2 separate regions of the Homo sapiens genome follow, and region 2 is linked to region 1. Evidence: chromatin loops called from intact Hi-C (ENCODE). Cell type or tissue: OCI-LY7. All regions are shown on one strand. Each heading gives the region's core, and the rest is flanking DNA. Links, peaks and the distances in the headings are about the cores only. Region 1 overlaps LOC105373401 (a long non-coding RNA gene). Region 2 has its middle 160 kb from the start of LINC01247.

Region 1 (5,380 bases), core at 247-5,246:
AAATCAAAACTGATTTTTGGAGGAATCATACCACAGTAAAGACACAAGATCCTCTTTAAATAAGAATTCAGTGGACTACGGAATGAATAATGGCAACTATATATTTTCCTCTAAATAGAGAAGGTGATTGGTTCAGAGGGTGAGTGAGCCTTATTGGCAGCAAGCTCGCCTTAGCCCAGGTGCAAATTCAGACCAAACGTTGCACTTATGCAAGTGGACATAACTCTCCACTTTAAATAAAACACAAGATGCTTATCGTTACTGCTCCTTTCTCAGATCCCGGTGCATTTGCCTCAATTCTCTCCCGGAGTATCACGTGAGATTGGCGGGGCAGTGAGCATCATGCTCATTTGTTGAATGAGTGGGGAGGAGGGCGGCCAGGGGCTTTCTGCAAGGACATTAGCCTGGTTAGTGCCGCAGCGAGGCACTCTGAGCTCCCACTCCTTAATACTTCAGTTTCCCACAGTCTCTGCTCCTTGAGCCTTGATCAGCTCTCAGCTGAGGCCCCCAGAAAGGCCCCTGAGTATGTGTGATGTCTGTGTCCCTTGACATGCACGCTGTGAGGTGTTGCTCTTGCCTGCCCAGTGTCACTGTGAGCCCATGTCCATGAGATTCCCCACTCAAAGCGCTCAGCAGAAAACCAGAGAGATGGAGGTGGCCTCTCATCTTTACAAACTGCATTTTGAACCCTTGATAATCAAGATTTGAATGAGTTGGAGGGGCTTTGGCTAGTCCCTGATGGGAGGCCTTCCACATCATAAATCCTCAGCAGGTCGTTCATCAGAGCTGGGGCTCCTGTCCACAAGGAATGCCCATAGGAGCCATCCAAGGAGCTGCATAATCGCGGGCTCATTAGTGCAGGTGGTCTCCCCCATCAGAAGGGAGGTGCCCATTAGCCTGTGAGAGGGCCGCTAGTGTTGAACCATTTCATAGCACAGCTGCTCAGGAATGAACTCGTGGCTTAATTTCAGAGTTTTCCTCATCTCTTCCATTTACACAGACCCCTGCTGCCCAGCTGGGAGTGTGTCACCCGCAAGACAATACAAAACTCAACGTTCTCTGCGTTCTGGCTCTAAGTCATATTTTTATAAGATATATGCTGTGTGCCCTATCTTCGTTTCTGTTTATTTCCTTATTTCCAAGGAATAATCAGTTTGAGATTCGTCAACACAATAAAACTCAAAGAGACGGCCAGAGAGAGATTCAATGCAGGAGAAATATAGAAAAGACCGATTATCATGAAAACTCTCAATTTGCATCTTGCTCTCCTTGTAAGTCATAATACCAGGAAGCCAATGCAATCCCCTGAAGGAAGCTTTTCATATCTAATGACAAGGCTATATGCCTCCAGGGTGGTTAGATTATATATATTTCATCAGTCATCTGAAACGGTCCCTCTCCTTTCTGTGCTTGGCACTCATGAGGAGATGGGACCCGTTTCCCAGGGAGGAGACCTAGTCTCACAATCTGCCCAGCAGAAAGCTACATAATATGCTTCCTGATTTCTTCTGGCAAGAGGCTCACCTAGCCATGTCTCCAGGCTGCTAGCTGGGGATGGGGAGCGCCCTGCTGGGTGTACACAGAGGCTCCTGCAGCCGGGACTGCTCCTCCCAGGGATGCAAGCCCTGTGCACTTAGGCACGTGTGGGCCAAGCCTTCCTGAGTGTGCTCTTTAATCATCTCGGTATTAAAAATGCATTCTGAAGAGCATTTCCAAAGGGAGTGTGCTGGATACACGGCTCTCCCTGCTTTGAAGAGCATGCTATCATTACTGCACCCAGTCTCCCCTAACAGCCGAGCAGACAGGAGGGGGGATAGCCGCGGTTCTAGACTTGGGCAGACTACCAACAGCTGCAAAGTTAATTATGGCTCTCTCCCTCGTTCTCCTTCTCTTCAAAATCTCAGCTTTAGAAATAAAAGATAAGAAATTCTTTAGAGTAATTAGAGACTGCTGAGCGCTTGTGGTAATAATGAAGGAAAACATTCTGACTGATTTACAGCAGGAAGAGGCAGTGAGAGTAGCGATGCAGGTTGAAAAAAAAATAATTAAAATCAGCTTTGCCACTATCTTGATGGAGCTGTCAGTCAGCCTCAGAGAGAAAAGAATTGCTAATGAAATATTAATATGCTGCTTTAGATTTTATATAACTGCCTTTTGTTCCCAGGTACTGTTCCAGTTTGTCAGTCAAAGGGGTCAGGTGTGAAAGGACACAGAACCAATGTGGTCGAGGGGGAAATGAGAGCTCTGTGGCCCCAAAGATGCTGGGCTGCAGAAAGGACTCACTGGAGCATTGCAGCAGACAGTCCCACGGGCCTCCCCTGACAGCCACAGCCTCAGCTGCCCCAGCTGGAGAAATCCTAGTGGGGCAAAGCTTTTTTTCTTTTCTTTCTTTTTTTTCCTCCCCCAGGCTGACAGACACTAAATGTCAGCAATCATCAAGATACAATCAGAGCTGGTTTTATAATATCTATAAGTGGTTTTGAAGTCTGCAGATGCCAGACGGTTTGAAAATCTCAGAGAAATTGCATCTCATAGGTAGTCTACAGACGAGACATAGGCCCCACGTATTTTTTGTTTTATCAAACCAATCACTCAGAGCCACAATGCGAAATGGATGACACGGTTTGGAAGCTGTGTGTGTGTGCTAGCGCGTGCACATGTGTGTGCCCATGTGTGTGCATGCACATATGAGAATTTGCTTTGTGTACAGGCACACCTGTATGCATGTGGCTGTGTGAGTTGCATGTCTTTGTGAGCATTTTGCATATGCATGTCTGAAACCACCCAAATGCTAAAAGTTTCTTAGGTAGCCCACAATACACCCTATATGGACTGGTTTGGGGACACACTTTGTTTCTTAGAACTCCTGACTTGCACATTCTGGCAATCCAAGTAAACACAGAAGAGATAAAGCAAAGGCACAAGGAAACTGGTCAGGAGGCACCACAAGGAGCCACAAACAGAGGATGCAACCAAGGCCCGGGTGACAACACTGTATGAATGTCTTTTTGCTTAGACTCCGTGAAAGTCTAGAGTCTGAGGAGGAGTGGCCAGGGAACAAAGACCCAGGTGATGAAATCCAGGGTCAGGAACCAGGCAGGTGAGATGGGTCAAGGTGGCAGAGGAGAGACATCTGAAGAAAGAGCCCAGTGATCTGGGTTAAGTCCTGACACTGACAAGAGCTCACTGAGTGACTCTGGGCTGGTAATACAAACCCTTTGGCCTTATTTCCTGTAACTGAGATGTGAGAAGGAGCAGGGGTCCCCAAGGTCCCCTTTGGGTCTATGATCCGGTTAGAAGGCATTTAAAAAGGGACACTGAATAAGAGCCATGGCCATTCTTGCCTAGGACATGGTTTCTGGCTTTCATAAGATAACTCACCTGTTTCCATGATTCAAACTTTAAAAATTATAGCTGAGGTGAGAACATTTTTTAACTTAGAAACATGAAAAAAGTGAAATAGTGTGGTATAATAGCTACTTCATTTATCAGGAATTTACTGTGTATGAGGAACTTGCACCATTTTGAAGTATCTTAAATGTTCAATAAAATAAATGTGAGCATCCCCTAGTGACGTATGAAAAAAGGGAGACCTGTATTTCCACGCTAGTTAAGGGCAGAGAGTTAGCCCTCACCCAGGTCTGTGTCTCTGAATTCTATGCTGTCTCTGTTCCAAGTTAAGACCGATAGCGATAGGTCAGTTCATGTGGTAAGTGGCCAAAAGCGATAATACATGCTTGTTTAAATTAATCATTATTATTTAATCCTGAGAACAATCTTATGAAGGTCAGGGAGGTTTGGAAGGTCCCCAGGTAGCCCACATCTGTGCCCCTCTCACCTCATTCCTCAGTTCCCCTAAGGTAGGACCTTCCCTTCTCCGGTTCCATTTAGATAAGAACAGAAACCAGGAGACCTCATGCTGAATGGACAGATTTCAGCTTCAATTTTAGAGCTGAGAGGCCACATGACTTTGAAGAAATCGTATGTTCTCCCTGCCCCTTGGTTTCTGTCTTTAAAACAGGATACTATTGCATAACTTGGCAGAAATATTCTGAGGTTTAAGTAAAAAAATAGGCACATAGCATAGTTCATCGCTAATCATGGTAAAATAACAATAAGTCACATTTATTGATTGAACAGGTGAAATGCACCAGCCATTGTGTTATGCATTTGGGAATGATGAGGAATAAAACACAATTATTTTTCTCTCAAAAGCAATTCTCAGGATTTACAACGTTTGTGAGTGGCGTAAGCACTCAGCTCCAACTGTGCCCTTTTGCTCTGTTGCCCAAGCTGGTCTTGAACTCCTGGTCTTAAACAATCCTCCTTCCTTGTCCTCCCAAAGCATGGGATCACAGGCAGGCAGCATCACGAAGGGCCTCCAGCCATTCTTGATTATTCAACTCAAGTAGTTAGAGAAAAAGAAAAAATGTACATTCCAAACTGTACATTTATTCATTCTTTTTCTACATACTCTTTTGTCAATCTGTACATGAAATGCCAGTAAAGCTCAATTTGTTTTCTAATTTGCTAAATGAAAATAAACATGCATAGATATTCTTTTCTTCTCGCTTGAAGACCTTGCACATTCTATTTTGAAATTTACTCCCTTTGCTAGTAAAAGGAGCAAATCTACCTGACTGTACAGCACGTGTTTCTCAACAAGGCTTTTGTTGTTTTCTACTCATTGTCTTCTTTTAATATGGTATAAGAGGTGGTTTCTTTGTGTTAAGTGGCTATTAAAAAAAATAACTATATGGCCGGCCATGGTGGCTCATGCCTGTAATCCAGCACTTTGGGAGGCCGAGGCGGGTGGATTATGAGGTCAGGAATTCAAGACCAGCCTGGCCAACATGGTGAAACCCCATCTCTACTAAAAATACAAAAATGTCCGGGCAAGGTGGCTCACGCCTGTAATCCCAGCACTTTGGGAGACCAAGGTGGGCAGATCACTTGAGGTCAGAAGTTCAAGACCAGCCCGGCCAATATGGTGACACCCCATCTCTACTAAAAATACAAAAACATTAGCCGGGCATTGTGGCAAGTGCCTGTAATCCCAGCTACTCAGGAGGCTGAGGCAGGAGAATGGCTTGAACCTGGGAGGCGGAGGTTGCAGTGAGCCGAGATCCGGCCACTGCACTTCAGCCTAGGCGACAGAGAAAGATTCCATCTCAAAATAAATAAATAAATAAATAAATAAATAAATAAATAATAAAAATACAAAAATTAGCCAGGCGCTGTGGTGGGTGCCTGTAATCCCAGCTACTCGGGAGGCTGAGGCAGAAGAATTGTTTGAACCTTGGAGGCGGAGGTTGAAGTGAGCCAAAATTGGCCACTGCACTCTAGCCTGGACGACAGAGCAAGACTCTATCTCAAATAA
Region 2 (5,380 bases), core at 135-5,134, 95 kb after region 1:
TATATTAACAAAATTATGGCATCCTCCAACATGGAGATTAAACGAAACGATGCACATGCAATTTCCAAGAACTGTCTCCTGGTACATAGAAGATTAGGAATTATCATTGTGAGGTGGAGGAGGGAGAGGGAAGTTAAGAATGACCTGAAGGCAACAGGGCTCGGTGGCTCATGCCTGTAATCCCAGCACTTTGGGAGGCCGAGGTGGGCGGATCACGAGGTCAGGAGTTCAAGACCAGCCTGGCCAACATGGTGAAATCCTGTCTCTACTAAAAATACAAATATTAGTTGGGCATAGTGGCGCGTGCCTGTAATCCCAGCTACTCGGGAGCCTGAGGCAGGAGAATTGCTTGAACTAGGACCCAGGAGATGGAGGTTGTAGTGAACCGAGATTGCCCCACTGCACTCCAGCCTGGGCTACAGAGTGAGACTCCATCTCAAAGGAAAAGAAAAGAAAAAGAATGACCTGAAGGCATCCTGACTTGCATGGCCCAGTCAATGGTGATGCCTTCCTCTGAAAGAAAGAATAGCGGAAGACAGGCCTCAGAAGCGATACTCAAGAGGTTACTGTCCATCTGGCTTAGTTTGAGCTGCTAGGAAGTATTCAAGAATATATACTAAGTATTAGCGTGGTGCTAAAACCACAATTACTTTTGCACCAACCTTATAGATCCGTGGAAAGGCCTGAACAAGAGATGCAGGTCTGTGAGCTGGCTGTGTGTAAATAATATTGTAGCAATGAGCAGAAATCATATTGTCTGGGTGCAGAAAAAGCAGAGAATCCCGAAACTCTACTCACATAGAAAATCTGGGCAAAAATATTGAGGCTGCCAAGGGCCTAGAGAGGAAGAAAATGCGACAAGTTCAGTGTCCTGAAGACAAAGAATATTCGAGGCAAAATATTTGCAAGATATGTTTTCAGGATCCATCTTCTTTTTCCACTCCAAATAAAATCCATATGATCTAGAAAATATTTCTGCTTTTCCCTTAATAGAATATAGGATTTGTGTTTCTCATCAGAAAAACCCATTTGACTTCAGAGTCAAATCACAATTGTTAACAAGTTGATTAGCTCTGAATCTCACTTTCATAAAGCACAAAGGGGAACTTTAATAACCACAAGTTCTCTCACCTGAAACAAATTATATAATGAAAATTCAACTGTTTTTGATGTTGATCTATACGTAAGTATATATGTGTTTATCACCAACCTTTTGTTCCTCAAGCTCAATGACATTTTCTTACTAAGTTAGTATTTAATAAATGATTATCTAATTAGTGAAAGAATAAATGCACTGTATTTATTAAGTCGTCTTCAGAATGTGTCCGAGTTATGTATAGGGAGCACGTTTACATTTTACAGATAAGCCAACAAATTGCAGAAATAACTCTTTTGTTACAAATGGCATATTTATAAAGTAATATTCCAATAATTTATCATGTTTTCTATTTTTAGTAGTTCAGTCTTGTATTTTAGCAAAAACAGAATCCTTACAGCATTGCTCTATAACTGCGGTAACTGAACAGTTCACAAATGCATTATTACTTAGTTAAGAAGTTAATTTTCTAAAGAGAAATCGCACAATTTGAAACACTAACTCCATTCAGCCAAACTTGCAAAATCTATGCTTCTCATTTCATATTTAACTTTTCCTGATGTTATTTTTATATTCTACCTGCAATTTAGCTGTTTATATCTTTATCTCTCTCTCTCTTTCTCTATTGATTTACCTTGCCTATCTAAGACTACAAAGTCCATGGGAGGAAAATCAGAAATAGCTAATTCTATTCACATGATCTACCCTAATGCTAGAATCTTTCATACTGCTTTATACAGTATGCTTACTATGTAACGTTTGTTCAACAAACGAGTGAGCGAATGAGTAGAGGAATGTCCAAGGAAGACAGAACTTGTACTAGTTTTTTAATTTCCTGTTTATTAGAGTCACTGAAGGCAATACAACTGATATGATCCATGGCAATGTTTATCTACCAATAATGTGCTTTCAGATTCCAGATAGAATGAAGAGATACATTGAATAAAGTTATCCATGAATGCAAATAGCCACTACTCCGAGTATTTATTTTACCAACACTGAAGAATTCAAGCCTATGCTTTGCCCCTTAGGCTACAGCTAAAGCACATTGTTTTTCTCTAAAATAGTTTCATCACATTTTGACATGTGAGGATCAAGATTTAAGGCCTTTCTAATTTCTAAGATTTAGGATTAGGTCTAGTAAACATAACATCACCTGACAATGGAAATTCTTTCAAAGAGTCTTTGTTTTTGTCAGAGTAAGAAGCGTGTCATAGGTGAGCAATTTGCCTGTCAGGAATCTCTAAGCCCACTCTCTACCTGTTTGAACTGCCTTCAAGTAATTTAGCAAAGGTATTACGTGCCTTTTCACTTCTATCTGATTTAAAAAACACAAAACCTTCTAAGGTCTGTATTTAAAAAGAAAATGTGTTATTTTCTTTTCTTTTCTTAATTTTATATTTTTAGTAGGTTTTATTTTACTCCAGGTCATTGTGATGTAGAGCTTGATGTGAAAATCTAATGAAAGTCTTCAGATCAAAGGCAGTTATTATTGATCTGATTTGCATTTTTCAGCCTGGGGAGGGAGAAATCCATGATTGTAATAAACTAATCGTATGTTATATCCTATTTTAAACTTTGGAAAGTATTTTCATAGCATTAGATCATTTGGTCTGTGGTAGGATGAACAGAAATCAATTGTACTATAAATAGGGAAATAATATCAAGAAAGGATAGGTGACGTTCTGAGATCACCTAGCAATGGGGGTAATCCCTGCCGAAACATGGTCCTTCTTGCTGTCATTCTGAGACTTGCTCCACCGAAACGCATGAACAGCCGTCTCCTTGTGGCCACAGAGAGGAAGAGCCAAGATTTATTTGGTCTAGGTCTAACTCTCCCTGAGGCAGTCCTGCACCGCACTTTTTTCAGTTTCAGATACCATTCACTTCCTATGATACATTCCTTCTCTTTGAAGCAATTTCTAGAGGGTTTTCTGCTACTTGAAATTTATTATTTCCATCAGTAACACTGTAAAAAAGAAATAAATTAAAAAAAAACAACTTTCTCCTCAGTAATACCCATCCTTATGAAATCGTGCAGGGGAGCAAATTAGGTAATTATGCCCCTCCAACAAAAACAAATACATAAGGAAGGCAAACCATGTGCTGGTCACTGTTCCTGGAGCTGGAGATGGGTGTGGAATCAGACTAAAGTTGGCTGCCAGCATGTTTTCATGCAAACAGGCAAAATGTAGGGAATAATATGAATATTAGTGGTTATGATTATCATCTCATTTCAGGCAGACCTACAGTCCACTATTCTGCACGGTATACTTAGCACTGGACTATACATTTGTTAGGACATCTTGCTTCTAATTCTCCTCTATGATCGACTTTGATTGATATCAAGCAGATATTAAAATGCTTGGAATCTCAGCCTCCTCGTGTGTAAAATGAGTGTGTGATCTTTTTTTTTTTTTTTTTTTTTTTTTTTTTTGAGACAGAGTCTGGCTCCGTCCCCCAGGCTGGAGGGCAGTGGCGCGATCTCGGCTCACTGCAAGCTCCGCCTCCCGGGTTCACGCCATTCTCCTGCCTCAGCCTCCTGAGTAGCTGGGACTACAGGCGCCGGCCACCGCGCCCGGCTAATTTTTTTGTATTTTTAGTAAAGACAGGGTTTCACCATGTTGGCCAGGATGGCCTCAAACTCCTGACCTCGTGATCCGCCCACCTCGGCCTCCCAAAGTGCTAGGATTATAGGCTTGAGCCACCGAGCTCGGCCGTGTGTGATCATTTCTAAGGCCTCTGTGTTCTGCCATCCCCTGTTCTCTTGGTGCAGAAAGTAGAGGCTTGGAGAGAAGAGCGGCTGTCCTGTTTGGATGTGTTGGGCGCAGGGAGGACAAGCAAGAGCGATTTCCCTGCAAGAAACGGCCCGCGCTGCCCTCGCGGCTTCCTCTACCATCCAGTGCAGGGTCAGGGTGAGCCTTTCCCCAGAAACTCATTTTCATTTCTCTCAAACAGAACTCAAATAGGAGTCACAAAAGTGATGAAGGGGTGGGGAAATAGGACCCCAGGGAGACTTTAGGGGAAATGGATTATTTAGCCTGGAGAAAGAAAAGCTGAGAGGTGACTTCATAAAAGTCTTTCTTTGACTTTATAGCAGGTTAAAGGAAAAGTTTTCGAACTGTAAGAGAGATTGGTTATGAGATGGAGGCTTAGGCTGCGAGCTCTCTGAGGCTGGTGGGAGCTTGCTGGGAGGCAGGCACGGCCCGCTGGCAGGCACCGAGTCCTCTGTGCTTGGATGTGCACGTGAAGCCTCCAGCCAAGACCATGGCACAGGCACAGACCTCCCCTCAGCCAGGTCTCCTGCACAGGTGAGGTCTAGCCAGGCTCAGGGAAGAACCAGAGAGAAACACGCCCTCTTTCCTGCGGGCTGCTTCTCCTCGTCAAACATCTTTCAGGATTTGACACCCAAGCGTTCCAGCTCTGTGTTTTCTCTCACCCACACCATAGGTAATACAAATCAGCAAACATTTCTTGAATGCCTTTTACGGTTTGTGTCAATCTTTATTTTCCTTGATCTTCTTCAGATTTTCTGAAAATGTTGTATTCTAATCTACAAAACTAAAATGAAAATATCTTGACTTAAGACCTTGCAGAGTGATTGTCAGTCTAAAAGGAAAGGTTAGTCGGTGGGCTTCCCAAGCACCTCCCACAAGTTTGCTGCGGTGCTGAAGGAGCATGGTGGTGGTAACCTGCCACGGGCTCCTGCCCTCACAAGAGCCGCTTGTTAAATATTCAGGAATTTTGTGAGCCAGGCACTAAATCATTGGTAGTTTGAAACAGGCCATAGACGGAGTGTTTACAATGCAGAAATTGGCAAATGCTGCAAATCAAAGCTCCTCCTATTCCCCAGGAGAGACAGTTTCCTACAACATCCCTGGATATAAGCACTTTATGGAGGCTTATGCTTAGTTACGTTTGTTTTATTAAAGGGAAAGAATTCCAATGATAATATTTTTACAAATAGGTATATAGTTACAAATAGTTATTATGTCCATGTGTATGTTTTAAATATATATATGCATATATGTATTTAAAGATAAAATAAAATGTGCAGTGTTTTAAACAAAACATAAAATATATGCCAGAAAGCTTACATTTGTTCCTACTTTTAACAGAAAAATGTTAGCAGGACTGTATGCCTGTGACACAGATTTGTTTGTATGAGCGATTTTGTTAGCTTTTACTTTTCCTCATGTGACAGAAATGGAAACCAAGAAGCTCCTTATAGCACAGATTCTCTAATAGTCATGCATCACCTTCAGAGGGTCTCTGCTTTAGGAA

The links. Hi-C counts contacts between places; a loop is a spot of excess contacts. Peaks named below come from ENCODE experiments on the same cell type or tissue, not always from the same donor. Only the 100,000 strongest peaks of a DNase experiment are listed, where the experiment ranks them.
Region 2: it touches region 1 in a loop (4-fold over the local background); 1 of 110 quality-filtered maps calls a loop at or near these places.

Annotation. Positions count from the first base shown.
Region 1 is chr2:6,306,992-6,312,371 of GRCh38, reverse strand. All of the region lies in intron 1 of LOC105373401 (a long non-coding RNA gene), which reads left to right. Among named protein-coding and RNA genes, the nearest start is that of LINC01247, 66 kb to the left of the region's middle. In OCI-LY7, for the core only: CTCF peaks have their summits at 3,411 and 3,617; DNase peaks (open chromatin) are centred at 1,841, 2,261 and 3,171; H3K4me3 peaks cover 3,431 bases; H3K27ac peaks cover 4,551 bases.
Region 2 is chr2:6,212,171-6,217,550 of GRCh38, reverse strand. No RefSeq gene overlaps it. Among named protein-coding and RNA genes, the nearest start is that of LINC01247, 160 kb to the left of the region's middle. In OCI-LY7, for the core only: a CTCF peak has its summit at 2,859; a DNase peak (open chromatin) is centred at 2,870; H3K4me3 peaks cover 465 bases.